2 separate regions of the Homo sapiens genome follow, and region 1 is linked to region 2. Evidence: chromatin contacts called from ENCODE Hi-C or POLR2A ChIA-PET data. All regions are on one chromosome and are shown on one strand. Each heading gives the region's core, a stretch centred on a gene start or an enhancer-like site at or near the end of the contact. The rest is flanking DNA. Distances are from core to core; before and after follow the strand shown. Region 1 overlaps LRRFIP1 (LRR binding FLII interacting protein 1). Region 2 has its middle 19 kb from the start of COL6A3.

Region 1 (2,700 bases), core at 136-2,635, 240 kb after region 2:
TTGTCTGACATCAGTCCTCCCCAGAAAGTGCGGCTGCCCCCGGTCGGTCGTTCTGTCTGTAGCTGGCGTGGTATCTGGCACGGCGGAGGCCCTGGGTCCGTGTTTGTGGATGGAATGAATCAATGTGTGAATGAAGGAAGTCACATTGGCAGCAGTGGCGGGGAGGGTACCGTTTGGGGACAATTCAGATCATTCTGAGGAGACATGCTGAGGCCTGCTCTAAGACAGCAGCTGTGGGAGGGCACGGAGTGGCATTAAGAGAGGAAGCTGACTCGATGACGGGCGGAGAGGTGGGCGGAGGCTGTCTCAGGAGCGCCAGCAGCTGGCAGTGAGTGGTGGGCGTTTCCTGACACTAAGGCTCTGTGCAGAGCGCGTCTACAAACACTGTCTATTGTCTCGTTTCATCCTCACAACAACCACCCCTATGAAGTTGTCACTATTATTGTCTCTCCTTTACACATGAGTCTGGGCACAGGGACTTCAAGTGAAGCCTGCTAGGAGGCACTGCTGCTGCCCCCGCGGGAAGGAAATGCAGGGAAGGGACTCAGGGGGCAGCAGGAATTCTGCTTTGGATCTGTCACATTTGAGGTGCCTTTGGGGCTTCCAGGAAGAGGTGTCCAGACGGCAGGGGCTGAGGCTTGGAGGAGTCAGGATTGGAAATATGAACTGGGTGCCCATCAACATCTAGGTCGTGGTCAAAGTGGGTGGTGGGGTATTACAGGAAAGAGCTCTGCAGCCCCCCAGAATCCTAGCCTGCGCCCGCAGATGAGCAGGGGCAAGGACGCAAGGGCAGTTGTGCATTTTCCTTCTTTTCTGTGGCATTCAGAAATAGGCAAAATGTGATACACTGCAAAAGTGACTGTTTGCTATCTGCAGGAGTGGCCATCAGTGTTAGTTAAATGAGAGCTGTGCAGAATGGCATGTGTTTGTCCTCTTATTATTTTTGCTTTAAAAACCTGTTTTAAAACCCTGGTATCAATGGTCAATTATGTGACTTTCAAAAGCAAAAATTAAGGAAGACAAAAGAACTGCATTTGACACCTTGAAAGGCCCAGAGGGATTCTTAACCTTGGGTCCAAGAATTCCCCCAGGGGCCTTTGGATAGATTTCCAGAGATCCCCGAAACTGAATAGGAATAAAAGGGTAGCATTACCTTCCATTATGAATGCGGGCAAAAACCTTCGGTAGTATTAGAAGTGTGACCTCAGCACCAATAGAAACCACAGGTATTTCTCCGTCACTTTCGGGTTGTTGCTGAGAGCTGGGGAAATGGTTTCATGCATCACTGTCAGTATTTGGTGGAATAAGGACGTGCACGCACGTGCTGGCTGTTGAACTGTTGCCTCTCCACTGCAAACCCTCCCTTCCTTGCTGCAGGGCCAGAGCTGTGCCCTATCGGGCCCTGCCCCCAGAGAGAGCCTGGGCAGTGGGAGGAGGGAGCCCGGAGCACGCTGCTTCCTGCCTGCTTCCTGTTTCTGTGAGCGTCACCCCAGCAACGGGATTTCACCCTGGCTGCAGTTGTTGGTTCTGTTTCTAGTGTTTTTCACACGCCCAGACACCACCCTCACCAGTCCCTCCTGAGCCCCCGCTCTGAGGTCCGGGTCCCCACTCCAAGCCTTCTGGGACCATCACCCCGGTCTTTGTCTCCAGCCCTAGCTGTTCCTGAGATGACGCCTCTGTGGTATGAGGCCTCCTTTGCTTTTTCGGCCAAGCAACACCTGTTTAGGGGCTGCCTGTATTGCTTCTATTGAAATCACTGCTGTAATTTCTTTTTCTCCTGACTTGGCTCTGATTGATACACTATATCAGGATTTAAAAATATTTTTTGACAATGTGTTTCAGAATAATCAGTTTCCTTCGTAACCCTATGTTTCGTTACATGCGTTTAAAAATATTATTCCAAGAATGCTCCACAGGCTTCACCAGCCTGCCAGGGGGATCCACTATACCAAAAAACAGAGAGCTGAGAGCAGTTGCCAGCCTGATTAATTGCCGTTTCCTGGGCTGGGTTTAAATGCCTCTAGGAACACAAAACATAAAGGGTTTTCTTTCTGTTCTTCCTCCCTTTCTTTTCGAATGAAGTTATGGAAGGAAATGAACTTTGTTATTTTCCCCCTTTAAAAGTAGTACCTGCTCATGGAAGAAAAAAGAACACTGGAAAAGAAAAGTAAAGAAAAAAATATCTCTATCTTCCTTGTGACATAAAAACACCCATGGCTCCATTTTGATGTATTTCCTTAGGGCCTTAGGTGTTGTTTATTTTTGCAGAGATATAATTGTCATAATCTTTGTCATAAGCATTTCCAATTCTACTTCATACTTGTCTTAAACACTATTTTTATAGCTGGACAGGATGCTGTAAAGCAGTAGGTTGACCTGGCCCTTTTCTTATAATGTAAAACTTTGACCATAATTTTATTGTGATAAAATATTTCTAAGATTTACCATTTTAACCATTTTTAGGTGTAAAGTTCAGTGGTTTTAAGTGCGCTAGTGTGTAGCCATCACCATCATCCACTTCCAAAACTTTTTCATCTTCCCAAACTGAAATTCTGTACACATTAAACACTGACTCCCCAAATTCACAGAGCTGAAGGTGGAGTGGGCATTGCTTTCCCCAGCCCTTGGCAACTCCCATGCAACTTTCTGTCTCCATGAATTTGATTAACGTAAATTTTTACTACTGAGCTTCGCTTTTCC
Region 2 (2,700 bases), core at 46-2,545:
AGAGAAACTGGAACTCCCACACACTGCTGGTGGGAATGTAAAATGGTGCAGCCACCTCAAAAAAAAAAAACTTTCTGGCAGTTCCTCCAAAGGATCAACATAGAGTTATCCTATGACCCAGCAATTCCACCCCTAGCTATACACTCAAAAGGATTGAAAACAAATGTTCACACAAAAGCAAAACAAAAAAAATGTTTATTTTAGTAGCATTATTCCTAATAGGCAAAAAGTAGAAACAACCCAAATGTCCATCAAGTGATGAATGATCAAAATGTATTACATCCATGCAATGGAATATTAATCATCTATTAAAAAGAATGAAGTATTGATACACGCTACAACGTGGATGAACCTCAGAAACATTACGCCAAGTGAAAGAAGGCAGTCACAAAATATCATGTGTTCTATGATTCCATTCCTATGCAATGTTTGAATAACCAAACCTGTAAAGACAGAAAGGTCAGTAGTTGCCTAGAGCTGGGGAGCAGGAGGCAAGCGGAATACAGTGAGATGAGATGAAGTGAAATAGGATGAAATGAAATCATGCATCTTGTGCATTGACCCAGCAATGGAGAAGTGGGGGGCAGGCTGCAGGCTGGGGGCTGTCACTGGTCTGAAGGAGAGGATGTGGATTGTTGGCTACTCCATCTGACCTCCAATTTCTCTGTGGTGAAATGACAATAATGCCCTCATCTTTCCGGCCTCCCAGGGTTATCATGGAGATTGGTTGAGAGGAGTAAGTAGAAGAGATTAAAGGCCACAGAATGTTTTAGCACATGTAACAAATAAAGAGCCTTGGAACTTCACAGCCATTCATACTGTTCTCTTTGCCTGGAACATCCTCTCCCTCTTCTCCACCCAGACACTTAACAATCACTTCTGCTGTGCAGCCGTCCTTGGCAACCCAGACAGAGTGATGCCCTCCTGCAACAGGGCTGCCAGCAGGAGTGTACCCGACCTCCGTGTCATCACTTGTGCACACTGTGATAAGACCATGCACCTCTCGCAGACAGGACATGAGCTTTCACCTCTCTGTGTCCAGCCCACTGCTGACCACAGCACTGCAGGAGGATGAGCCCCTGCAGGAAGGAATGCTGGCTCTCTGGGGTAGATAAAGAAGGTTCTGGGGAAGGGAAGGGAGGAACAGGAACATGGGCTCCCTGCCAGGCTGTCCCAGGTCCGGGATGCCATCGGCAAGTGGGCGGGGACAGGCCTGGGTAGATGACATGGTAGTGAGTAAGTGGGGAGGCAGGCCAGCAGAGGAGCCAGGCTCACCTCCCGCCCGCCCACCTCGGCCACAGACCGGGAGGGGTCGGAGCACTGCGTTGGGGTTGATGAGCAGACGACTGCCAGGCAGCCATTCACAGGAAATGGCACAGACGCACATTGTTCCAGCTACCCCCCATCCTCCCTCAGGGGCAAAGTGAATGAGATACTCACCAAGGAAGCCGTTAGCAAAGGCGGACACTGATTCATGGTTTATAAGCAATGGTGAAGTCCTTTTTCCACTGGCTGCAGCCACGAATGGCCGAGAAGCTGTAAACAGTAACCGTAACCATGCATGAGCATCCCTACCTCGCTGTCTCCTCAACTCACCTCTCCAGCCCCGAGCGGGGTCACTGAGCATTGGAGAACTGCCCCGTAGCTTCTCACCTGCACGTTGGCAGTCTGCGTCCCCAGGAAACACACATGATCACTTTCTCAGACACCCAAGACCTGCATCAAATCTGCCAACTAAACTCTGGGAGGGGTGGCGAGTGGGCTGCAAGCCTGTTTCTTAGAAAGACAGTGAAGGAGAAGATAACAAGGCCTCAAGTTTGCCCAATAGGCTTTCTGGACAGCAGCATGGCCGGGAACTTGGTGGCAATAAGGTTGATGGCATCATTGCTTTACTCATTCATTCATGCCACTAAGCTGTCCCTGAGAGCTACCATGTGCCAGACTGTGCCATGGGCTAAAGGTACAGAAGGTACAGAACACAGATGGCTGCGTGTGACTCTTAGTGCAGGGGAAGGACTTTGCACTCTCAGGACATCCTCTGCACCCTTTTGCCACCTTCAGACTCCCAAGGAAGGAAGCCCATCCAGGTGCCGCCAGAGAGAGGTGCCTGGTAATCATGTCTATTGATGGCAACCACAGTGGAGATCCCGGAGCACAGGAGAAAAAAGCCCAGGAACCTTCCCTTTCCAGAATTGTCTGGGCCAGGCTGAGCTGCCCGGATGGCTTACAGCTCTGCACTCTGTATCATGGCTAAGGATGAGGGCTGTGATGGGTGATGGCCACATCATTGGCTACTCCCCCTCCAGCCCCTAGGATTCATTGTCCACGGGAGAGCCCATCTCCCAGCTGCTGCAGGTGCTGCTAAGCGCTCGCACAGGTAGCCTTCCCTGGAGAATCATCCCTAAGCAACAGCGGCCCCTCCCCAGAGGTCCCAAGAACTATGTCTCCCTCCAGAGAAGGCCCAAAGCCAAAGACTGGCAAAGGGAAGGCTGCCAAGCACTACAGGGCAAATCTAATGAATGCCCCTGAGCAACATGAGAGCCGGCTCGGCTGCACTTCCCCTGCACACCCCTTGCCCCACTTCCTCCCCGACCTCTCCCGCTCCCCTCCCTCCTGTGCTAGCTTCTCCCACAGCATCCATATCCCTTGATCAGTCACTTGCACTGAGAATTTGTCTCAGGCACTGTTTCCACGGAGCCA

The links. A loop is a pair of places that touch in the nucleus more often than their neighbours do. ChIA-PET counts read pairs that join two places held with the same protein, here RNA polymerase II (POLR2A). Pooled maps may share reads with other maps.
Region 1: a map of CD4-positive, alpha-beta T cell shows a loop between it and region 2 (4-fold over the local background). The contact joins two enhancer-like sites. A Hi-C loop is called at or near these places in 5 of 168 maps with a recorded cell type or tissue (CD4-positive, alpha-beta T cell, CD4-positive, alpha-beta memory T cell, CD8-positive, alpha-beta T cell and 1 more) and 8 of 50 pooled maps. POLR2A ChIA-PET finds 5 or more read pairs at or near these places in 4 of 52 experiments (AG04449, activated CD4-positive, alpha-beta T cell, activated CD8-positive, alpha-beta memory T cell and 1 more).

Annotation. Positions count from the first base shown.
Region 1 is chr2:237,673,551-237,676,250 of GRCh38, forward strand. All of the region lies in intron 1 of LRRFIP1 (LRR binding FLII interacting protein 1), which reads left to right. Among named protein-coding and RNA genes, the nearest start is that of LRRFIP1, 47 kb to the left of the region's middle. RefSeq lists enhancers at 1-155, 1,276-1,570, 1,524-2,070, 1,627-1,766. Within about 2 kb of position 1,386, at least 34 of the 41 ENCODE cell types and tissues checked have a DNase peak (open chromatin) inside an H3K27ac peak, as active enhancers do; they include CD4-positive, alpha-beta T cell and CD8-positive, alpha-beta T cell, where a contact is called at or near this core.
Region 2 is chr2:237,431,621-237,434,320 of GRCh38, forward strand. No RefSeq gene overlaps it. Among named protein-coding and RNA genes, the nearest start is that of COL6A3, 19 kb to the left of the region's middle. RefSeq lists an enhancer at 1,289-1,795. Within about 2 kb of position 1,296, at least 9 of the 41 ENCODE cell types and tissues checked have a DNase peak (open chromatin) inside an H3K27ac peak, as active enhancers do; they include CD4-positive, alpha-beta T cell and CD8-positive, alpha-beta T cell, where a contact is called at or near this core.